Regions from separate parts of the Mus musculus genome. Here all the other regions are linked to region 3. The links are chromatin loops, found by intact Hi-C in ENCODE. Cell type or tissue: heart. All regions are shown on one strand. Region 1 holds the start of Ccnt1 (cyclin T1). Region 2 holds the start of Adcy6 (adenylate cyclase 6). Region 3 has its middle 8.6 kb from the start of Snora34.

What was found. A loop is a pair of places that touch in the nucleus more often than their neighbours do. Peaks named below come from ENCODE experiments on the same cell type or tissue, not always from the same donor. Only the 100,000 strongest peaks of a DNase experiment are listed, where the experiment ranks them.
Region 1: it touches region 3 in a loop (5-fold over the local background); 8 of 42 quality-filtered maps call a loop at or near these places.
Region 2: a loop joins it to region 3, with 5 times the contacts of the local background. A loop is called at or near these places in 18 of 42 quality-filtered maps.

The regions. Positions count from the first base shown.
Region 1 is chr15:98,563,938-98,571,937 of GRCm38, reverse strand. Ccnt1 (cyclin T1) reads left to right here and starts at 4,202. Exons shown (of 9, transcript NM_009833.2): 1 at 4,202-4,462; 2 at 6,810-6,891. The coding sequence starts at 4,302. It overlaps 4930415O20Rik (RIKEN cDNA 4930415O20 gene), which reads right to left and starts at 934. Exons shown (of 4, transcript NM_001201322.1): 1 at 814-934. The coding sequence starts at 892. 9330020H09Rik (RIKEN cDNA 9330020H09 gene) reads right to left here and starts at 4,614. Exons shown (of 2, transcript NR_028442.1): 1 at 4,413-4,614; 2 at 1,074-4,299. In heart, a CTCF peak has its summit at 4,414; DNase peaks (open chromatin) are centred at 1,737, 2,997 and 4,117; H3K4me3 peaks cover 4,113 bases; H3K27ac peaks cover 2,835 bases.
Region 2 is chr15:98,604,706-98,612,705 of GRCm38, reverse strand. Adcy6 (adenylate cyclase 6) reads left to right here and starts at 7,974. Exons shown (of 21, transcript NM_001368413.1): 1 at 7,974-8,000. The coding sequence starts at 7,975. In heart, no CTCF peak of the experiment used is centred here; DNase peaks (open chromatin) are centred at 3,275, 4,505, 4,855, 6,385 and 2 weaker places; H3K4me3 peaks cover 6,052 bases; H3K27ac peaks cover 6,001 bases.
Region 3 is chr15:98,507,282-98,515,281 of GRCm38, reverse strand. No RefSeq gene overlaps it. Among named protein-coding and RNA genes, the nearest start is that of Snora34, 8.6 kb to the left of the region's middle. In heart, CTCF peaks have their summits at 3,214, 4,434 and 4,636 (motif pointing left); DNase peaks (open chromatin) are centred at 2,201, 3,761, 4,041, 4,471 and 1 weaker place; H3K4me3 peaks cover 544 bases.

The sequences.
Region 1 (8,000 bases), 57 kb before region 3:
AGCCAGGAGAGGCTACTACAGGCCTGGAGTGCGGGCAGTTTGTGAGTTTTCTAAAGGATGTGCTTTCTACTAGAGGGGACAGAAGACTTCTTCATTTGAAAGCAAGAATAGTCTCATCACATAATGCTGAGACCTTGTGCGGTGGTGGTGGGTGGGGTTTGCGGGCCGGAAAGAGATGCTGATACAAGACTAAGGGTTCCTAGGGTTTTTATGGAGAGATAAACAGAACTTTGGTGGAATTAGAAAGACCAGAGTGGGTGCGTACCCGGGGAGCGAGCCGTCTGCCATGCTTCAATCTTGGGTTTTTACTTCTCCGCTCCGCTTCCCCATCCCACAATGCCTTGCTCAGTGCCTTGCCACACTTAATGTCTGTCCTTCATTACATTTCCGTTCCGTTCTACCGGAGATCCTTTCTCCTCCACCTTTATGCTTTCAACGTTTTAAAAAAGATTTATTTACTTTATGTATGTGAGTACACTGACACTGTCTTCAGACACACCAGAAGAGGGCATTGGATCCCATTACGGGTGGTTGTGAGCCACCATGTGGTTGCTGGGAATCGAACTCACAGAGATCCACCTGCCTCTGCCTCCTGAGTGCTGGCTGGCTCAAACTATGTATCTTAATAATGCTATGAAGTAACAGGAAGTGGAGCTGAGTGGCGGCTGTCCCTGCTGTGCAAACTTAACTGTGCTAACAATTGGTCATGAAAGAACATCTCTAACTCTGCTCAGAAAGGAAATGACTCGGAAGTGGCTAAGACTCTCTTAGGAAAGGCATGGCCCTCTGCCCACCGTGCTGAGTCCTCCTTACTTGTTTCTTGAGCTGTGTTTCTCTTTTTACTCTGAAAGTAATGTTGATATCCTAGTAGATATAAGTTGAAGAAAGCCATCTCAGCATCCCCTTCTCTTTAGAATGTCTACACTGGAGCTCCAGGTTCTAGTAACCATGGTAAAGGCTTGGAGCGTTACCGTAACTGGCAGTTCCTTTGTCCAGTAGAGCACAGGATTTGTGGGTTCTCCATGGAGCTGCAACTGCGTGAGCTAAATAATTCCAGGAAGCTTGAGGTATCAAGGATCATTACTTTTTCTTTTATTTTCAAGACAGAGTTTCTCTATGTAGCCTTAGCTATCTTGAAACTTGTTATATAGACTAGGATGGTCTCAAACTCACAGAGACCCACCAATCTCTCTGCCTCCTGAGTGCTGAGACTAAAGGTGTGTGCCAGCACAGCCGGGCTTATCGAGTTGTTTAATTAATTTACGTTACATTCAAATTGCAGTGCACACACACACACACTTTCTCTCTCTCTCTCTCTCTCTCTCTTTTTTTTGGAGACAGGGTTTCTCTGGTTGTCCAAGAATTCACTCTGTAGACCAGACTGGCCTTTAACTAAGAGATCCACCTGCCTCTGCCTCCCAAGTCCTGGATTAAAAGTGTGAGCTAACACTGATGGCCTGCAGGCTCATTACCTTTTATTTTTTGTTTTTTCTTTTTTTGCTCATTACCTTTTAAAAAAACTGCTGTCATCCTTTGAGAACTTTGTGCAATGTATTTTGATCATCTGCATCCACCCCCACCTCTTCCATCTCCCCCAGATGCCCTCCATTTTGTCCTTCCTAACTGCATGGCCTCCTTTCCCTATTCAGTGACTCTAGTTAGTGCTGCCTAGCTGCACATGGGTGTGGGGTCATGGGCAACTGGCCAGTGGTCACTTTCCCCTCAGCAGCCATCACCCCTGTCCTGTCCTTGCTGGACTCTTCACTGGCCTGACTGGTGCAGGTAAGCACAGCTGTAGTGAGCTGCTGTGTACGGTAGCCAGGTGGCATTCCCTATCTATCAGCATCCTCCCAAGCCCTCCCCTTTTGAGACAGGGTTTTACCGTGTCTTGGAACTCATGAAGTAGACCAGGCTGGTCCTCAAACTCAGAGATCTGCCTGCCTGCAGGACAGCTAGGGCTGTTACAGTGAAAATCCTATCTCAAAAGGCTTTGAGGGTGTGTGAGATGGCTCGGTTGAGTAAAGGTGTCTGAGTTGAGCCTGATGACCCATGTTTAATCTTTGGTAAACATGGTCCTGTGGTAGAAAGGACGCTCTAGAATTATCCTCTGATGTCTAGCCTTACACTGAGGCATGTGAAAGCTATGTTGTGTATGCACAGCACATGTATATACACTCAAGTTTTTAAATTAAAAAAACTCCCTGAAGAAGGAATCTTGGAGAGGGGAGGCTGGGGAAGACTGGGAGGAGAAACTGCAGTTGGGGTGTATATGAGAGGAAAAAACTGAAAAAAGAGACAGTGACATACATAAAACATGGGAACTTCTTTTTTTATATATATAATTTATTTTTTTTGGAGACAGGATCTCTCTATGTAGTCCTGGCTCTTGTTATGTATCCCAGGTAAATATCCCGCTCAGGTTGGAAAGCTGGAGCGGGGCTGCGACTTAACAGAGGCCTTGAACTTAGAAAATTTCCACATGGTGCTGGTGGTAACTTTCCACATGGTAGAGGCAGTTTTGATTCATCCATGAGCAGATCCTAGGATACTTTTGGGCTTCTAAACTATTTAGCCTTGGGGCACTTGAGGTCGTCAGGGGATAACTGGCTAGAGTCAGTTCTCCTCGATCTATGATGGGGGGGGGGGGTTCTCGGGGATTGAATTCACACCAGAGTTGACAGCAGCCTCTCCTACCTGCTAAGCCACCTCGAGGGGACCCTCATTTATGCAGACACATTTCCCAGAGGACTTCTGGCGAAAAAAATAGACCCCAAATCTTCAAGATTGATTGCCAATCCCCTTGCTAGTGGGTGGATACAGTGGGCTCTTGGTAAACAAAAGATCTAGAGTTTGGGATTGTGTGAACATCAATACCGAGTTCAAGGCAGCGACCGAGGCCCGGGGACAGAGACACCCTGGTGCAGCCAGGAGGCTGAGGCGGACATCGGCCCCAGCTTGCTTTTTACAACCTCACAAAGTGGACCTGGGAGTGAGGCCAGAGCACAAATTATCTCTTGATCTCCTTCTTCTGATAATCCTCCCCAATGCAGGACACAAATTATCTCCTGATCTCCTTCGCTTGATAACCTTTCCCTACGGGGTGGGTTTCCTAGAACTACTGACCTGACGCGCAGGGGAGCTTGCATAACCTTGGGCCCTCCCTGACTGGATGTTTGGAATCTGAGCCTGCAAGCTTATCGCCTTCACTGACAAAGAGAAAAGAATGCAAAAGAAAAAAGGCCTCCAGACCTAAACGATAAACGATCGGTGGTGTCCTTGAGCGTGGCGGGGTGGTGGTGCAAGCCTTTAATCCCAGCACTCGGGCAAAACCCGACGCCCCTCTGAGCTCCAGGGATGACAAAAATAAGAAAGGAAAGAGAGAAAAAGACCCCTTTACCCGGGGCTGGAGAGATGGCTCAGCGGGTAGGGGCACTGACTACTCTTCCAGAGGTCCTGAGTTCAATTCTCAGCAACCACATGGTGTCTCACAACCATCTGTAATGGGATCCGATGCCCAATTCTGTTGTCTAAAGACCACTACAGAGTACTCATATACATAAATGAAGATAAATAAATCTTTAAAAAAAGGCCCCTTTACCCCCCCCCCCCAAACACTCAAACGAAGCTCAGTGGCGTTGATTTTATTCCTTCCAGATGATTGGCCGCAGTGAAACGGGAGGAAAGGCTGCTACAAAATAGGAGAGCGGTTTCCAAACGCGCCGGAGTTCTCCATGCCGGAGCTAAGAACCCAGGAACCTTTTAGTGGCTTTCGCGTTTCTGCACGGGGCAGGGCCACTCACTGTCTCGTCCTTTCTCGGTTTTCTGAGAGTCTCGCCTATTTCCCCTGCCACTTTTTCCGTAAGCCCGGTGTTACAAAGGGGCCTCCATCACGCACGTCCTCGGAAACTACCCAGCCAAGCGCAGCGAGCGTTAACTAGAGGCCCGCCGGTGAGGCCCCCTTACCGCAGTTCTCGCGCGGAAAGACGAGACCTTTAAAGAACGACGTCAGATAGTCCCGCCCACCTGGCGGTCACACGACCGGATCCTGCGTCCCGGCCGCCGGTCCGTTCTTAGCCGCGGACTGGCTGTGGATTCGTCTACGGGGTGTCGGAGGGGTCATTCCGGAAGTCGGCGCTGGAATCTTCGGCTTTCTGGGCGGAAGTGTGTCACAACCTCGGTGGTCGCCCCTTGGAGGAAGTTCGTCACGTCGCAGTAGTCTCGGCACGGCGGATGTGTGTCGCCGCTCCGGTGACGCTGGGAAGTGCTCGCAGCCCCCGCCGCTGCCTCTTGGTTGAAGCACTATGGAGGGAGAGAGGAAGAACAACAACAAGCGGTGGTATTTTACTCGCGAGCAGCTGGAGAACAGCCCGTCGCGTCGCTTTGGCGTGGACTCCGATAAAGAACTCTCTTACCGCCAGCAGGCGGCCAATCTCCTCCAGGACATGGGACAACGTCTGAACGTGTATCCTTTCGGCCTAGGCCATCGGCCTCGGAGTGCGTCCGGCCATGCTTCGACGTCCGGGCCGGCGACGCTGGTGGGGACAGAAGCGGGTGGGGTGGTGGCAGGAGCTGGGCGTCTAAGTTGGGAGAACCCACAATGGCGCTCGCTGGCCGAGCCACTGTTCGCGCGAGGGAAGTGAGGCGGAGTCAATTTCCCGCTCGCTCACCGGTGCCACCGGCCGGGCTGCCGACTCGTACCTCTCCTGTCTTTGTGTTTTCGCTGCTCCTTCCCAGCCCCCGTCCTCTGGATTCTGCCCTGTTTTAGTGGCTTTTGAGAGTCTTCTTTCTGCTGTGACCTAAGGCTCCGTTTAGGACGTTTCGCTATCGACTCTGCCTCCCCAAAGTGTATAAAAAGGGTTTCGGGAAATTCTGTACGCAAAGGACTTATGAAGGTGGTCTGGAATTGCTGCCCCAGTTTTGGTTCCAAGCCCGTTTCTCTCACTAGCTGGCTAACCTGTCAGATTCTCGTTTAAAACAAAATGTCCCAATGTCTGCCACCACGCTTGATATTCAAACGTTCTAGTAGCTGTTTCATGGAATTTAAGAGGAAAAAAAGATGTCAACTTAGGTTTGGGGGGAGGGGATATACAAGTTGGTATGCTTAAAGTAGTTTTCAGAATATTAAGTCCTTGCTTCTTTGGGCACTAGTGATAGTTTATTCATTAGGTTTCAAAATTTAGAGGTAATGTAGTTTAGTGATTTCCCCCCTCCCAGTTTTTCTTATGAAAATACAGTCTTGTGGCAAAACTAATAGTTTTAAAGTTCTTTCCGTTGTCCATATATATATATATTTTTTTTCTTTTTCTTTTTTTTATTTTACTTCCACTTATGTAGCATTTATTTAAGAGTGATGCTGAGGGCTAGGCCTGGTGTCCTGTGCCTTTGATCTGAGCTTTGGAGAAGTAGAAGCAGGCCAGAATTTCCATGTAAGACCCTGTCTCCAAGAAAGAAAAAAAAGTGCAGAGTTTAGGTCTCTAGTGTTTTTAAGTCTGAAGGTTGTATGTTGTATAGGTGTTCTCTTTATTGCCAGTTGTCTCCTATTGAAATCCAGTTTCCCAAGCATTTGGTCAGTGCACGATCAAACCTCTCTGAGTTTCTGTCTGTGTTTACGGCACCTTTTAAATGTGTGTTTAAGCTTGCCGCCATCATATTGTCACTTCTATGCAGACTGTTGCTGAGGTCTGTGGGAATAAGTACTCTTACGTTTTGGGGAGGTTGGAATGGTACCCGTACAAAGGAAGGCAGGGGTTTATTTTCAGTGGATGACTATCAAATGGTTTCAAAGGTTTTATACTTCAGAGGTCATGTAATATTTCCTGAAGGAATCAGAACTAAGCAGGGTGTGGTGGTGCGTACCTTGAATCCCATTGCTCAGGATGGGGAGGTGAGCAGATCTCTACTTCTGATGCCAGCCTGGTCTACACAGCACGTTTTAGGACAGTCAAGGATTCATAGAAAAACCCTGCCTTGAACACTGCCCACCCACCTCCTCACCTCCCCCACGCCCCCCCCCAAAAGAAAGTAGAACTGGAAAACTTAATTATTGAAGTTTAAGAAGGTGAGAGAGAGAAAAGTTCCAAGAGCCTAGTAAGGGAAGGCCTGGTAAATATCCTTAAAAAGTTATTTTTTGTGGGGCTAGAGAGATGGCTCAGCAGTTACAAGCACTTACTGTTTAGGCAGGGCCTATATGGCAGCCCACAGTCGTCTATAGCTGCAGTTGTAGGGTAATCTCATGCCCTCTTCTGACCTCTGTGGGCACCAGACATGCCCTTGGTGCACATACATAGAATCAGGCAAATGCTGATACACTTTAAAATTTTAAAGTTATTCTTGGCCTGACAGAATGGCCCAGCGGGTAAAGGCACTTCTCGTCAAGCCTGGTAGCCTGAATTCCATCCCTGGGACTCGGGTGGGAAGATAACCGACTCCTGCAAGTTGCCCTCTGACCACCATACTCATGCTATGGCCAAAAGTAAATGTGATGAAGTTGTCCTGAGCTAAAGGATCGTCTTTGCAGAAGGCAAGTGACAGGACAGGAAGCCTGAGGTCGTATGCAGCTTTGTTTGTACTGATTTACAACTTGCTACTTGTTTTGTTTATTCAGTCAGTAAGTTCATATTAAGTACCCGTTAGGTAGAGCACATGTTGTCAATTGGCAGTTAATTTCATTAGAGAAGGAAACGAATCTGCTGTTGGGTTGGAAGAGTTAAGTTTTACTCCCCTGTGGGATCATCTGTTTAGCTTGGCCATTTGTTACTTTGGGGGGAGATTATATTGTCTGCTTCTGAACCTTAACTCGAGCACTTCAGCTCACAACTGACGATCAATACTGCTATAGTATACATGCACCGATTCTACATGATTCAGTCTTTTACACAGTTTCATCGATATGTAAGTATAATTTTCTATGGTGAAATCCCTTTGGGTTTGAGTGTAGCTGCCTACTTTATGATTGGTCGTTGTTATTGAACTATGATTTTAATTTTAGAATTTAGGGCTCGTTATTTTAAAGTTAGAAAAGAAACCATGATTTAAATATAGCTTTCCGAGTAAGAAGACAAATGTAAGTTAGGTTTTGCAACATTTTTAAAAGTCTTTAAGAAAACATGTTTCAAATTTAGGATAAAAAAGGACTTGGCTTTATTTTTGCCTGTGTTTGGGTTAGGGAATGGTAAGAGTGTGTGAGTGCCCTCAGAGGCTAGGTGAGGACATTGAATTCCTTGGAGCTGGAGTTACCTAGGTGCTGTGAGCCACCTAAGTGGGCACTGGGAACAAAACTACTGAGCCATCTCCAGCCCAGATAATACATTTTGAGTTGTCTTGTTTTGATGCTAACAAACTGAAGAGAAACTGTGAAGCTAGATATAATTCCTATAATGTAGGAAATTGGCAGGCAGGTTCAGGAGTGACAGGGAACTCTTGATCTGTAGTAAAGTCTCCGAATTTTGGGTGATTAGATTAGTCATTTTGACTTTTTTTTTTTTTTTTTTTTTTTTGCCCTTAGCTCCCATAGTTCCAATTAGCCTTTATTGAGGCTATTTGATAGCACTGAAACAGAAGTAATTAATGAAGAATGAAATTAAAGAGGAGTTTCCTAGTTGTCTTAGAAATTTTGAGGGTTTTCTACATTCAGCTCTCCTTTTTTTAATCCTTTTTCCTCTTCCTCCTCCTCCTTTTCTTCTTAACTATGTACTAATGGCTGCACTTGAACTATATAGTTCTGGCTGGCTTGAATTTCCAAACACTGGCATTATGAACTGGAGGCACATGCCTGACAAGTACTTTTTTTTATTGTAATAAAGACTTGAAGTCTTAAATCAGGTTGTTCAGTGTGCATTTAAGTGTTAGCATATATTTCCCTATTTAATGACCTACTTTCTTATTGCTTTTGTGTTAATCTTGGTCAAGACAGACTTCTGATTATTTCCAAAGTACCTGCAGTAAACTGGTTGGATTAATGACCTGATAATTATTTCTTTACAGAGACATTCTTTTGAATA
Region 2 (8,000 bases), 97 kb before region 3:
GTGTGTATGTGTACATGTTTTTAATGTGCATGTGTGTATGGGTGCATGTGTATATGTGTGCATGTGTGTATGCATGTGTGTATGTGTGCATGTGTGTACATGTGCATGTGTGTATGTGTGTATGTGTGTATGTGTGCACGTGTGCATGTGTGTACATGTGCGTGTGTGTATGCATATGTGTATATGTGCATGTGTGTATGGGTGCGTGTGTGTATGTGTGGGTGTGTGTATTGTGGGTGTGTATATATGTGCATGTGTGTATTATGCCTGTGTATATGTGTGCATGTGTGTATTGTACATGTGTGTATTGTGCATGTGTGTATTGTGCATGTGTATATTGTGCCTGTGTGTATGTGTGCATGTGTGTATGTGTGCATGTGTGTATGGGTGCATGTGTGTATGGGTGCATGTGTGTATGTGTACATGTGTGTATTGTGCATGTGTGCATGTGTGTATGTGTGGGTATGTATGGGTGCATGTGTGTATGGGTACATGTGTACTATGGTACATTGTGTGTAAAAAGTCAGGGGACAACCTGGAGGAGTTGGTTCTCTTCCTCCACCGAGTGGGCTCTGGGGACTGAACTCAGGTCATCATGCCTGGTGGCAGAGCCTTTAGCCTTTGCCCACCTCAGCTCCCCAAAGCTTTTATGGGACCAGTTTCAATATGTAGGCCTGGCTGTCTTGGAACTCATTCTGTAAACCAGATAGGGGTTCAATATACAGGCCTGCCTGGCTTGGACGATAGATTATAGGTCAGGCTGACTCTGAACTTGCTATGATCCCCCTGCCTCTGCCTCCAGAACACCTGGGTTATAGGAAGGCACCACCATGCCAAGCCACCTACTTTTTTTTTTCTGTTGAAAAACATTTCCATTATTTTTTGTGTATGAGGGTTCTCCCTGAATGTATGCTCATATACAACATGTGTGCCTGCTGCCTGCCAAGGTCAGAAGGGGGTGCTGGGTCTCCTGGGACCGGAGTTACAGATGGTTGTGAGCTGCCAGGAGGGTTCTAGGAATCACGTTTGGGTCCCCGCAACACGTGCTCTTAGCCACTGAGCCGACTCCTTAGCTCACACACACACACATACACACAATTTTGGCCGGCTGTGGTGACACAACTTAATGTGTGCCTGGTGCCCATCTGATCTTCAGATCCCCCGGAAGGGGAATTACGTTTGGTTGTGAGCTGCCAGGTAGGTGCATGGAACTGAGCCTGGGCCCTTTGGAAGAGCAGCGGGTGTTCTTTTTTGGGGGGGGGGTGTTGGTTTTTCAAAACAGGGTTTCTCTGTGTAGCCCTGGCTTGTCCTGGAACTCACTTTGTAGACCAGGCTGGCCTCGAACTCAGAAATTCACCTGCCTCTGCCTCCCAAGTGCTGGGATTAAAGAAGTGCGCCACCACGCCTGACTCAGCGGGTGTTCTTAATTGCCAAGCCAATTAATTGTCTATTGCAATCACCCCACTGGTTCCAAGCTACGTTATTTCAAAAAGGGAACCATGGGGTCCTCCTGATTCTGATGGGAAGGAAGTCTAGATAGCAATGGAAGCAATGGCTGTGTGAAGAGACGAGTCAGGCAGAGATCCCAAAAGCCACTGCACAGTCCAACCAGCCAAGAGCCATGCATGGCAAAATATACGGCCGCTTTCTCATTAAAAAAGAAATATGTATTTTAATTCGTCTTTATGAGTGTTCCAGTGCCTTGGGGGCCAGAAGAGGATGTGAAGCTCCACGTAGCTGGGGTAAGCATTGGGAGCCAAACTGAGGACCGAGCCGTCTCCAGCTCTCTACTTTCTCATTTTCAAATATCACAACCAGCATTTTCCTGTCTGAACCTGAGATCTGAACCTGAGATGCCTGTGAGAAAGGGCAGGAGGATTATACCCATTTTATGGATGAGGCTCTGAGATAGTAAGGGATGTTGTATTCACAATAATTTTGTTTGCTTGCTTTTGTTTTTGAGACAGCGTTTCTCTATGTAGCCCTGGCTGTCCTGGAACTCTCTGTGTAGAGCAGGCTGGCCTCGAACTCTGAGATCCACCAAGGCGTGTGCCACTATGCCAGGCGTCTACAGCCTTTGTGATAGACGTTGGATAAGGGATTAGTTCAAAGACGTTTTCCTTACCACAAGTGTTGACCTGAGTTTAGGATCCTACATTGGATCTGGGGTGGTTAGACAGTTGGGTCCTGAAAGACAAGGCTATAGGGGAGCTCATCTGAGTCTCGGAGGCAGGGCGGGACAGGACTAGCAGGTGGGGCTGTAGCTACGGGTGTGGCGGAGGGATTGGGGAGGGGACTCAAGGCAAGCTTAAGCCAGACTCACGTCCCCCGAATGAGCCCTTCTCTCTGGTTCCACCACTCTACCCCTCAAAGGGTTAAAGTAGCTTTCACATGATTTTCCCATCTCCCAGGTAACTTGGGCAGCTGCTTGCGAGGGAAATAAATAAACATCCCGGAACAATTTTTCAGTTCATGAACCTGGCAATGCACCCCAGCCCCCCACATCAAAGGAGCACAACCCTTTAGGTAAAAGGTGCCGGGGGAGGGACTTTGCCAGTTGGCAGGTGCGGGGGAAGGGCTGCCCCTGAGAGCGTGGGGCCAGAGGGCGGCACCGAGAATGCCCCTGCCTGCAGCCCGATCCGGTTCTGTGCGCAGCAGGTTTGCGTCGGGCCCGGCGCCCCAGAGGGTTGGGGAAGCGGAAAGAAGTGGGGTGCGGGCGAGCGGGTGCCAGGCGCACACACCTGGCGCCTTGTGGAATGAAATCTTAATTAATTATTAAACTCAGCTCCCGCTGGGGCCCGCGGTGAAGAGGGAGGGCGAACGGGCACGGTGGGGGCTGGGGCCGGGAGGAAGATGGGGTGAGGAGGGGGCGCAGGGCACCCCGACAGGAAGGAAGCCGACCCTCTGGGCGGGGCGGGCATCTTCGCCGCCTGCGGGTGGCTTCGCCGACTTCCGAGGACCCCCGGGTGAGGGTGGAGGGCACCCTGCAGGATGCCGCCCTGGGTGGAGGCTGGAGCGCGGGCGGGCGAGCGGGCGGGCTCACCGACCCTCCCGCGGGGTCTGAAGCCCAGAACAGTGGTCGCTTGTTCGTCGGAGACCCGGGGAGGACCCGGCGGACAGGGGAGGGGGCGCGCGGGACGCTGGCCTCCTTCACCCGACCCGGGCCCCGGGGAGGGGAGTGGGCAGCTGTGCCCCCGCCTCTGGGAGGGGGAGGGGGTGCCCAGACAAAAGGAGCTTGTGCCTTTAAGGCGGGGAGTCCGGGAGCCGGCGGGGAGGGGACTTCTGGATCCGGGGTAGAGGGCGGCTGCGCTGGACAACAAGGGAGGGGGCGAGGGCCGGAGGCTCTGCCGCGCGGCAGGCGGGCGGGCGGGCGGGACAGCGGGGACGCGCGGGCACGGAGCAGGACGGCGGGACGGCCGGCCCTCCCGGCCGGAGCCCGCGGGCGCGGCGCGGCGGGGCGGTGGCCCAGGGCAGGCGCCTACCCCCCCCCCCCCCCAGCAGGTAAGCGTGGGGGATCGGCTCCTGCGGCGACAGCGGAGTCCCAAGAGTTGCAGGGCGCCTGGGAAGTGCTGGAGGACATGGGGACCCGGGGCTCTGCGGGCCGGCGGGGGGGGGGGGGGGGGGGCAGCTCTGGAAGCTGCCACCCTCGCTCGCTACGCGCCACGAGCTTTCCTTCCTGCACTCGCCAGAGTTTTCAGGCTTGCCCAGAGAAGGGGAGAAGGCGTGCACGAGGGGAGGGGATGCCCCCAGAGGTTGGCATCGGGGATGTGGGGGTGAGTTTGGAGTGTTGAGACGGCGCTGAGAGGAGAGGGAGGCCCCTCGCCCTGCCCTCGCCCTGAACCTTTGGAATGAAAGGGTAGTGTCAATGCCTACTTCCCCAAGGCCTGTTGCGAGGTGGGCAGGGGTGGGGTGGGGTGTGGGCAGACTTTATTCAGTGTAGGCCCAGCGGCCTGCCTGAAAGACCAGAGGTGCTAAGATTAGGCGGTGGGAGAGCCTTTCGGTACCTGTGTCTCCCCAGAGTGTCTCTGTAGCCAGGGGGCCTGATGGGGTGTTGTCTGGTTGGAACTGGCTGGCTGTGGGAACCTTTTTGGTCCTTAGGGAGAACCAGGGCTTGGGAAGAAGGCTGCCCTGAACCTACAGATACAAGCCCTGGGGAAGTTCTACATCTGGAAGGGCCTGGAAATTAAGAGGGCTGGGTTTCAGCATCGCCTGTTGGTCGTCCCCCCCCCCCCCCCCCCGCATAATCTTCAGCATGAACTTTCTGAAGACTTTTAAATCATTTTGCCAACAAGGGCAGAGGTGGAAAGACCCTGGGGATGTGGTGGCTGAGAGGTGGCCAGAAAGATGAGGGTTGGGCAAAGTCGTGGGCAGAGCCAAGCCTTGACTTTCAGACCCTGGTCTCAGGCGGAAGGACCAGGATTTGGGAGGGACTTGAGGTCTGGCCCTGGGACTATGGCACTTGGGGCTGAGTGGATATGATTTGGTTGTGGGAGCTGGTTGTATATGCAATAGCACATCTGTGAGAGAGAGCAAAGGACTCAGGGGAGAAGGGGGTCAAGAGGCACAAGGCTCAAGAGCCCAGAGGCAGAAAAGAGATGCGGTGTGCACAGGGGGATTCGGGGAACATAGAAGTTTTGTGGCTTGGAACAATGCCTTCTGTTTTCTTGCTCTAGGAAGTTGGCATAGAGGAGCCCTGTGAGTCCTTTAGGGTGGGCAGTGCCTGAGAGCCCAGGGTGGGACGTTTGTCATTTGGTTGAACAGTTACAGAGTTATCCCCTTGGGGAGTCAGAGTGTTCTTGAAGGGTCATATGTTTCCCTGATAGCGTCTGCCCCTTCCTCTGTGAGTATGAGCCAGATGCAAGGATGTGCTTCCAGGGGGCTGGGAACACAGCCAGAAACAGGTCCTCTGGGAATAGAGATCTGGGCCAGTGGTAGTGGTGGCGAGATAAGAACGGGGAAGGGGACTGGAGAATGGGAAGAGGCGGAAGAGAAATGTCATGATGTGTGGAGCCTGTTGGGGAGGGGTGTGTGTGTGTGTGTGTGTGTGTGTGTGTGACATAGTGGGAATCTGCATTCTGTGTTCTGTCTCCAGCAGCTCTGGAGACTGACAGCAGGGGACATGGGGCCTGATAGGCAGGCATCTGACTGGCTGGAGGGATACACGTTCTTACTCATGACTGTTGTCTTTCCATCTCTTGGACACTGACAGAGATTTGCATTCAAAGGTTTGTACGGCGAGAGAACTAATGTTTATAGTGGAGAACTAATGTTTACAGTGTGTAGCGTGGCAGGGAATTGTTAAGGAGTCTCATCAGGACCATTCCCCTCTCGTACTTCAGGTGAGGTGGAGACAGGTGGATAGCTTGTCCCTTGTCTCAGCAGGCTGACAAGTCACTTTAAGAGTTGAAACCTGATCTTGTGCCCAAGATCTTGCTTCCAGGCTTTCTTTGGTGACCTTTTCCAAATGCCAGCCTGACCTGAAATCTTGTACTTCTGATCTGTCCTTCAAGATGGTGCTATTGGTGTTAAGAAGTTGAAGGGCATGCTGCCCTGTGGATGTAGTAGGGGCGCTGGCAGAACGTGGCTGAGGGAGACCTAGAGATGGAGTGTGAAGAAGCCCCTGGCTTTCCTTCTGCTTTGGGTTCCTCGGGGCAGCTGCTTGGAGTGTTGTTATCCCTCCTAAGCCTCTGGCTCTGGGGCCACCTGGGGCAGTTGCTGTGTAAGCTTCTCTCTAGTTCCCTAGTGAGTACAAATGTCAGTGCTGCCAGCTCAGTGTAAGGACAAGGGCCCCCTCAGGGTGCCCTGAAGCATGGAGGAGTTTGGTTCTGATGGTGGCGTCGTCTATGGTTGGCGTAAATGGCTTTCACACTCTCAACCTGGGCTCAGCCGGGAGACGTGGTAAGGTGATTGTCATGGTGTCATCCACCCAGTCCAAGGCGTGTTCTTTCTGAAAATGTAGGATCTTAGTCCGATTTAGTTGTCCGGTGTCTTTACGACCAGGGTGAAACATGGAAAACTGCTCTGGATGTCAGCTCTCCGTTTTTTGTTTGTTTGTTTGTTTGTTTTTGTTTTTCTCTTTCAAATCTGCCCTGGGAGGCCGTAGGACAAGCTTCACGGGCCTTTGGTGAAGAAGACATGAAATTAGGCATGTGAAAAGATATTGGAAGTTTACGACAGAGAGAAAATATAATATAGCTAGTGGCCGGCCATCCATCCGCTCAGCAAACGTTGAGGAGCAGCGGGCACCACAGGACACAACCAAACACCCAAATCTTTGGCTCTCCCAAGTTGGCACGGCTGTTAGGAGTGCCGACGAGCAAATAAGAAAAAGGAAAATTATAGAACGGCAGTTGCTGATAAGAGCTGCGGGGAGAGAGAAAAATTATAAAGCTGGGGAGGGAGATACGGAGCCCCAGGAAAGGGAGTTGCTATTTTAAAAGGCTGTGAGAGAGCAGAGCTGATAAGGGACTTGGGCTGTGACCTAAAGGAGCTCCTATTCCAGTTGGGAACAGCAAGTACCAGGGTACCAGCCTGGGCAGAGCCTGGCATACTGGGGAACAGCAGACAGGCTGGTGTGACAGGTGTGATGAGGAAGACACGGGACCTGGACTGTCAGAATTAGCTGGGTTATTAGTTATTCCATGTGGACTGCTCTAAAGCATTCATGTTCTTTCTCCTTGTCGGCTCTCCACCCAGCTCTTTGTGATACTAAGTGTGGAACCCAACGCCTTGTGTGTTCTAAACAGGCATTCTACCACTGAGCCGCACTCCCCTCCCTCCTTTCCTCCTTATTGTTTGCTCCTACGTTTATTGAGCACCTACTGTTAGCCCCAATAGCTCTGGAGATGAAGTGCTGACAAAAATAGGTATAGTTTCTACATGCACAAAGCTTGTAGTCCCCGGGACGGAGGCGTACGTTAAACGAGAAATGATTTAATTATAATGGCAATAAGTACTGTGGAGGAGATGAACAGAGGTTAAACTGGACCAAACGTAGTCTTAGGGGTGGGGCTGGGAAATTTTCCGTGAGGAAGTAACGTTTAAACTGTGACCTGTGGGAGAAATTGAATTTAGTTTGCTGAAGAGTGTGTGTGTGTGTGTGTGTGTGTGTGTGAGAGAGAGAGAGAGAGAGAGAGAGGGGGGAAGGAGGGAAGGAAGGAAGGAAGGATATGGAAAGAATCCCTTTTGTGTAGAGGTCAACGATCAACAGTTCACAGCAGAACATATTCTGTTGACAAGATGTATTAGGCTTGTGTGTAGTTTGTTTTTGTTTTGTTTTCTTTTCTGAGACAGGGTTTCTCTGTGTAGCCCTGGCTGCCCTGCAACTCACTTTGTAGACCAGGCTGGCCTCGAACTCAGAAATCTGCCTGCCTCTGCCTCCCGAGTGCTGGGATTAAAGGCGTGTGCCACCACACCCAGCTCAATTTTTTAAAATATGCTTTTATGTGCATTGGTGTTTTGCTTTCATGCATGTTTGCATGAGAAAGTCAAAGCCCCTGGAGCTGGAGCCATAAACAGTTGTAAGATCTGCTTTGTGGGTGCTAGGAATTGAACCAGAGTCCTTCAGAAGTATGGGGAGTGCTCTTAAAAACTTAGCTCTCAGATCCTTTACTTATATGGTTGCTGGGTCTTTTCCATGTGTCTGTGTTCCTTACCTTTGAGTGGGGGTGCAGCTGCCTCTCCTGGGGCAGTTTTATCAAGACGGTGGGAATGGGAACTGGTGAGATGGCTCCTCAGTTAAGAGCACTGACTGCTCTTCCGGAGGTCATGGGTTCAAGTCCCAGCAACCACATGGTGGCTCACAACCATCCACAACGAGAAGCAAGCAAGCAGGGCTGGAGCAAGAGGGAGAAGGGGGGGAAGATGGTGGGAATGAAGACCAGAGTTGTAGGAAGCGCTCAGGTCACAGGCTACTATGGTGGCTGTGGCCACGCAGTGGTATTAATACCATTCCCTGTCTCTCCTCCCAGCAGCATGTCATGGTTTAGTGGCCTCCTGGT
Region 3 (8,000 bases):
AGGAGGAGGAAGAAGAAGAGGCAGTTTTCCTGGGAGAGCTTTACAGTGACAGGTCACAGAGAGAGGACACGGGTGAAGACAGAACAAGCCAGAGACTGAGAAGGAGCCAGAGGATTAGAACAGATTGCTAGAGTTAGTTTGAGGCCAAGCAGAGCAAAAAGTCAGATGTCAAGAGAGAAGTGGATTGAATCAGTCAGCTTGGAGAGGAGTTTGAGCCAGAACAGCTGAGTTGAAGCAGCCAGTCAGAGATCAGAAGGAACAAGGGAGGGTGAGCTTATTTAGCGGTAAGTGCCAGAGACTGACATGTCCTAGGCTTAGATAAGATTGTATGGCAGCTAGAAGCTTCCAGGACTAGGCCTAGGTTAGCAGACAGAGGCAGAAAGCCTCCAAGACAACCATGACTACAGGAGAATAAAAAATCACTTTAACATCTCTGTGCCCAGAAGTCAGCAGCATCTAGAATATACAGTGTGCAAGACCAAGCCCCAACCAAGGAGCCTGCATCAGTGACTTGTGCACCACTGTAGCAGAAGCAGCTGTCAGAGCAACCTAAGGCAGGAAGGATGCTCACCGTCTTAGAGATGTCGGCAGAGATGTGTAGAATCAGAGCAGCTCACATCGTGGTGGCCAGGGACCAGACAAAGGGAGCATAGGAGGGACCCAGGGCAAGATATAGCCCCAAGTGCACACCCCGGGGACCCAACTCTTCAAGTAGGCCCCGTCTCCCAATTGTGTCATAAGACTATGGCTCCATCGTTTGGTCAGAGATGACCTGTTAATCTAGTCAGAATCCTTGTGATCTAATCACATCTAGAAGTGTCTTCTGGTGACACCTCCACGCATATTCTCTTGGCTTTTTCTCAAGCCAAACAAGTGACAAGATTAACCACCCCAGAGCTGGGGAGATGGCTTCGTGGTTAGCAGAGCTGGGGAGATGGCTTCGTGGTTAGCAGAGCTGGGGAGATGGCTTCGTGGTTAGCAGAGCTGGGGAGATGGCTTCGTGGTTAGAAGCACTTTACTTTTTTCCGGAGGACCCACGTGACCTACAACTGTCTGTAACTTCAGTTCTAGTGAGAGGCCAAATCTTGTAAGTTCAGACTCCATTTTAGAGACCCTGACCTGAGTTTGAACTCAGGTAAACTGACAGGCTGGTACCTAGCATGAGTTTCCAAGTTGCCCCCCAACAAAACCCGAGCCTAGCTCTAGTCTCTAGGGTAATCCCCAACAAGACCAGCATTTCCAGGTTATTCCCCCAACAAACCTGCACCCCCAGGTTACAAGCCCACCCCCTGCCTAACGACCACCAATGCAGAGGGGAGCAGAATCTAAGTTTATGATGTGACTCCCAGCACCAGCCAATTATGCTAAAGGCCACAGGAGCTTGCCAATGAGATGCTTGCACACACACTCCCTGCTTGCTGCTTACTCTAAAGTCTTGCTTCATAGACATTCGGGGCTCCCCCACTACCAAAACCATCCTGAGTGATGGTGGTGCATTGGGGAGGCCTGAGCTAGCTCGAATAAAGACCCTGCTGTGAGTTACATCAGATTGGCTCCTGTCTGGTTTTTTTGGGGGGATCACTAACACTTCCCTGGCACAACACTATGGGGTCCAGTGCCCTCCTCTGACCTCTGAGATCATCAGGCATGCACATGGTGCACAGACATGTCTGAAGGTGAAATACCTATACTCATATAATTTTAAAAAATAATAAAAATAACAAAATTAATGATTATAAATCCCTTTGGGTGTGTCGAGGATCCTGTAGCCCAGTGGTTATCAGCCTTGGGGGTGGGCCAAGCAATCCTTTCACAGGGGCTAAATATCAGATATCAGACAGCCTGCATACCGGATATTTACATTGTTATTATCAGATGTTACATTACATCAGATTCATAACAGTAGCAAAACTAGTTATGAAGTAGCAACAAAATAATTTTATGTTTAGGACTCACTACACAGAAGGACGCCTAAGGAAGTGTATTAAAGGGTCACAGCGTTAGGAATGCAGAGGTCTGCAGCTGTCGCTGTTTTTGAGACCCGATCTTGCTGTGTAACCCTGCTGGTCTGGGGCTTGTCATGTGGCCCCGGGTGACCCCTAAGCCTACATTTGTCTTCTTGCCTTGGCCTCTCGAGCCCTGGCACGAACTGCAGCTCTGTTTCCTCTTGGTGAGAAATCTAGGTTTCCATTCCTCTTTCACAACGGACTTTCTGTTATGGCTATGTCTTCAAAATTTCCATCTACATTTTTTTTTTTAACACTGAGAGAATTCCAGGAACCTGAACAGAGCAGCTGGGCCCCGTGCCCTGTACTTCTTGCCAAGCCTGCCGACGGAATGCGGAGGGTGACTTTTGCTGTGCGTGACAGTGACCACACCATCTGTCTCTAGCCGTGTCTCTCCTGAACTATTCACATTTCACAAACGTGACTAAGTCACTTGTGCGTCATCCTTTTTGCACATTGCCCTCCCGGCTTTAAACAGTAACAACAGCAGAATTGCAGAGAGCGGAGACTTACCTGAGTACTTGGTCCTTATGGCTGAATGCCTCCCATTAGTCCCTCAGGAATGGTCTCTCGAGGGTGGTGGGGGTGGGTGGGTGGGTGGGGGTGGGTGGGTGGGTGGGGCAGTTCAACAGCTGATATTTGCTCCATCCCCAAGGCAGGGTGGCTTAGTACTGGTCTGGCACACAGAGGTCCAGAAGGTTCCTGGGGAGCTGTTGGTACCTAGTCTTGATGACAACTTATAAATACTGATTCTGACATCAGAGAGAATCATCCGTATCCCAGGCAAACAAACTCATGGCGAGAGGGAAGGCCAGAAGGAACAAAGGGGAGATAACGTCCTACCAAAACAACCTTTTTATCGGAGCTGCTACCAGGCCCACCCACAATCAGGGGAGGGCCTTCCCACACCAGTCAGATCAACTTCTTCAGAACATGTCTTCAGGCGAGGCTCCGTATTCGGTGATTCTAATCTGCGACAAGTTGACATTAAAACCAACCATAATATTTTTATTTTATAGATTCAGAATTAGCATCTATAGTAATATGTGCGTAAACTCGACACTGGTGGATTTATATAGGGAGAAGAGAGTAATTAGATTAAATTTTGAATAAGAATCTAATTCTGGAGCTGGAGAGATGGCTCAGTGGTTAAGAGCACTGGCTGCTTTTCCAGAGGTGCCCAGTTTCCCAGCAACCACAGGGTGGCTCACAACTATCTGTAATGTGATCTTTTGCTCTCTTCTGGCTTGCAAGCATACATGTAGGCGGAACATTGTATACATAATAAATAAATAAATAGGTCTTAAAAAAGAGAATCTAATCCTGTCAGTTAATAGTCAGATTGTTCTATGAGTGGACTAAATTCCTTTTATCACGGCACGTTTAGTCCTGTCATCAGGAGGCAGAGGTAGGCAGGTCTCTGAGTTCGAGGCAAATCTATTCTACAGAGCAAGTTCCAGGACAGCCAGGGCTACACAGAGAAACCGTTTCAAAAGCAAAAGCAAAAAAAAAAAAAAAAACCTAAACAAACAGAAAAATCTTTCACCTCCTCTAAGGCCAGGAAGCCTCACTTAAATTTCCATTTGTGGTAAACAATCACAAAGTAAGGATGTTGGAAGCGTGTTCATAACTCAAGGACTGCCTGTGCCTGTAGCTCAGAGGCAGAGCACACATGTGCCATGGGACTATCTATCCCTAACGCCGGGGAAGAAAGCAATGCGAGCCCACCCACGGAAGTACAGAATCCGCGTTCTCAAGACAATGTGCTGAGAAGCGGAAGTGCACAAAATGGGAACTGAGAGAGAAATGAAAAGCGTCTGCTTGTGCTTTAGAGAATGAATTCATTAACACCCCCCCCTCTTTATTTTAAATAAAAAATAAAACAGACTCTGGGCAAGTCCCACGCGATGCTGTATTCCAGGCTAGGGAAATAGGAAAGTAGCGCCTGGGCCAAAGGTGTCCAGTGCGGGAGCAGAGAACAGCCACAGGATAAATGTGCTTATATTCCCTGTACTATAATGGCTTTGCAGGAACTTGGAAAGCAAGAGAAAGCCCAGGGGAGTTACTCTGGATCTGGTTACTGAGTCTCTGGGACAAGGCAGATAGTGAAGTGTCCTGCTGACTGCGTAGGAGGCAGAAAAAATTAGCCTCCATTATAACCTATTCTTGAAAGCAAAGCTTACAGGTCCTGGGACCACAGAATCGGGGATAACACTTGCTAATGATCCAGGTGACCACTGGGACGCCTTTTATTATGGAGCCGATGCTGGTGAAACGTCAGAGACGGTTAATAAACACAACTCTACAATGCGGATAGTCTGAGAGTTAAGAGTGCGCCAGGCTTCCCATTGTAAACAGTTCCTCTAGGGACCATGGTGGATGTTCAGCACAACACATGGGGTCAGCAGGGGCTGGAAACAGTTGGCTTCTGTGGACCGTGCAGTGGCGTGCTCCCTCAATCCCCAGACCTGCCGCTGCTTGCATTGCAGGTACTGATGCTGCGTGGGACCGAGGCTGGCTGCTCCGACACACCTCTTTGTAAATGTGTCTACATTTCGGGTCTTGAACCACCCCTGCCCACCAAAGGCTTGGTTGCTTGGGAGATAAGTTGATGAACTATGGGCAAAACACAGCCCGACAGCGCCCCCGTGTGGTCTTCGCGGCATTTGGAGAAAGCCTGTATCGCAGAGTCTGTCATGTGGAGTGGGGGCATGTGAATGTGTGTGTGTGTGTGTGTGTGTGTGTGTGTGTGTGTGTGTGTGTGTGTGTGTGTGTGGTGTGTGTGTGTGTGTGTGTGTGTGTGGTGTGTGTGTGTGTGTGTGTGTGTGTGAGAACTGTCTTTGACTTTGGGTCAGTGCCCTTACGCAGTGCATCAAGAGCAATTCGTTTTCACCTTGGAAGATCAGCGATGGACATTTGTTGTATCATGTTATCCTAGGAATATTTATGTAGCATTACCCCAGGAATATTTATGTAGCCCTACTATTTTCTGTGGTTTGGAGACGGGGGGGTGGGGATTTGGTGTCCTGGGAAAGGCCCAAGGTGGTCACTTTGTATCATTATACCGATATCTATATAATTACACATTTCTGTTATCTATCATCTATTTATCTATCAATAATATCCATCTATCCCTACCATCTGTCTAACTACTATCTATCTATCTATCTATCTATCTATCTATTCTATCATCATTCTAGTTCCTCCTCCTCCTCCTCCTCCTCCTCCTCCTCCTCCTCCTCCTCCAAGACAGGGTTTCTCTGTGTAGCCCTGGCTGTCCTGGAACTTCCTCTGTAGAACAGGCTGGCCTCGAACTCAGAAATTCTCCTGCCTCTGTCTCCCAAGTGCTGGGATTAAAGGCGTGCACCACCACTGCTCTGCCATACCGTCAGCTTCTAACAGTGCTTTATGAAATGTTAGAAGTATGTTCCGGGGGATTAAATGGGAGTGTCTTTTCATATTCACTTCATATGAGTCTGCTGATAACAGAGGCCACTTTCCAAAGTGAAATGCAAGACTGAATGTTTACAAAAAAGAGTCTAGAAGCTTGCTTTACATTTTTTCTTTAAAAAAACATTTTTTTAAAGTTTATGTGTATGGATGTTTTGTGTGCATGTGTGCATGTGTAGTGCATATGTGCCTAATGCACTCAGAGGCCAGCAGAGGGCTTCTGATCTTCTGGAACTGGAGTTATAAATGGTTGTGAGTTGCCACGTGGGTTCTGGGAACTGAAACCAAGTTGCCATTAAGGCTCATGGTGGCACATGCCTTTAATCCCAGCGCTCAGGAGGCAGAGGCAGGCAGATCTCTGAGTGTGAGGCCAGCCTGGTCTGCAGAATTCCAGCACAGGCATGGCTACACAGAGGAAACCCTGTCTCAAAACAAACAAACAAACAAACAAACAAACAAACAATATCCAGTGCTCTTGGAGGGGACTCCTCCAAGGGCTTGAATCACTTTCTAGCTTTGCCCTTTGAGCTAAACCTTGTCTTCTAGGTTCCAGCTGCCTGCACTCCACTGCTGTTGCTGCTCTTGGTGGTCATCTCATGGTACTGGCATCTCCAAAACACTGCTGTCTTCTGCTGCAACTGGGCTTCACCAATGGCCTCTCATAAGCTCTCTTTATGGTGCCAAACATCAACTCCCTTGTGTGACCCCTTCAAGTCCTGGGCCATCAATTGCAACTGAGGCTACACCCTCACCAATGGCCTTCCGTGGCCTCTCACAGTGCCGAGCCTCAGCTGCTCTGCATAACCCCTTCATGCCTTCAAAACCAGTACCACTTGGGTGACTCTTACACATTACCAAGTCCAGCCACAGCACAAGGTAAAATCTTGTCTATCTCTGGAACACAGTCTCTGTGCTCTCAGAAAACACTTCCCAGAAGATTTCACCTCAATGATGCTGGTCTCTTCTTAATCACCGCTAATTTCTTAGCTCCAGCTAACCAGCATCAATAGTCCCAGTAATGCAAAGTTTTTGCTTTAGTAGTTCTAGTATTTTGTTAATCACAGCTGATTCTTCAGCCCCAGCTAACAAAACCACAGAATCTTCACAATCAAAATAGCAATAGCCCTGATAAGAGCCTTTAATCTTCCCTCTGAAATGTCACAAGCCAGGCCTCCATCATTTGCACTGTTCTCAACATCATCTCCCAAGCTCCTACACAACATCCCACAGAGCTCTTAACATCCCAATGGCTCTTCTAACCCAAACTTCCAAAGTCTTCCTACAGTCCTCCCCCAAACATGGTCAGGTTGTCACAGGAATGGTCAGGTTGGTACCAATTTGTCTTAGGATTACTATCCCTGCACAAAACATTATGACTAAGAAGCAAGTGGGGGAGGAAAGGGTTTATTCAGCTTACACTTCCACAGTGCTGTTCATCACCAAAGGAAGTCAGCACAGGAACTCACACAGGCGGGAATGGATGTAGAAGCCATGGAGGAATGCTGCTTACTGGCTTGCTTCCCCTGGGTTATGCAACTTGCTTTCTTATAGAACCCAAGCCCAGGAATAGCAACACCCACAATGGGCTGGGCCCTTCTCCCTTGATCACTAATTGAGAAAATGCCTCATGGAGACATTTCCTCAAGGCTCCTTTCTCTGTGATAATTCCCTCTGGTGTCAAGTTGACACACAAAACCAGCCAGTCCAGTTATCTTGGTGTTGCCCTGTGTCACCGTGGTCCTGTAGTGTTGGGTCTTCAGGACCAGCCCCGTCTCACGCTCCAGCAGTTCATAGATGGGGTATATGTTGGGGTGGTCAACTCAAAACCCTGGATCTGGGTGTAGTTAGAAGCTGAGTTGCTCTGCCCATCAGCTCTCCTGCCCCTGTGCCACAAAGGTCAGCTCTCCTGCTTTGCCTAGGTGAGAGGTGGGGCAGGTCTCCTGCCTGTAGCAGCCAGCAAGAGGCAGGACCAGCTCTTCTGGCCCTTTTGCCTTGGGGCTGGCTCACTGAGTCCTCACCAGGGCCAGCTCTGCAGTGCTACTCAGGTGTAGGTGTGTGTGTGTATGTGTGTGTGTGTGTGTGTGTGTGAGAGAGAGAGAGAGAGAGAGAGAGAGAGAGAGAGAGAGAGAGAGCGCCAGCCCTTGGACATCAACACGGCCCCAGGTGGCAGCTAAGAGCAGGGATGTCTGCGTGGCCTTGGTGGTAACACAGAGGATGGACACAGACTCCTGCTGTGCAAACACTGATGGTTTTCATTTCTCCTCAGTCCCATCTCCTCTCCAATCTCTCGCGGCTCTCACATGGTCTCTCTTTTATCCCTTACTATTACCCAGAATCCTCTCTGTTCCTGCCATTGTCCCACCTCCTACTTCCTGCCTCAGCTCATTGGCCATCGGCTTTTTTATTGACAGGTGATGTTTATAAGAGATTCACAACACCCATCAGGTAGTTGTGAGCAGACCATCTCTTAGAGATTTTTTTCATCTTAAAGCCTTAAAATTGTGGGCCATTGAAACATTCCAGATACAAACTACTGCAATGATA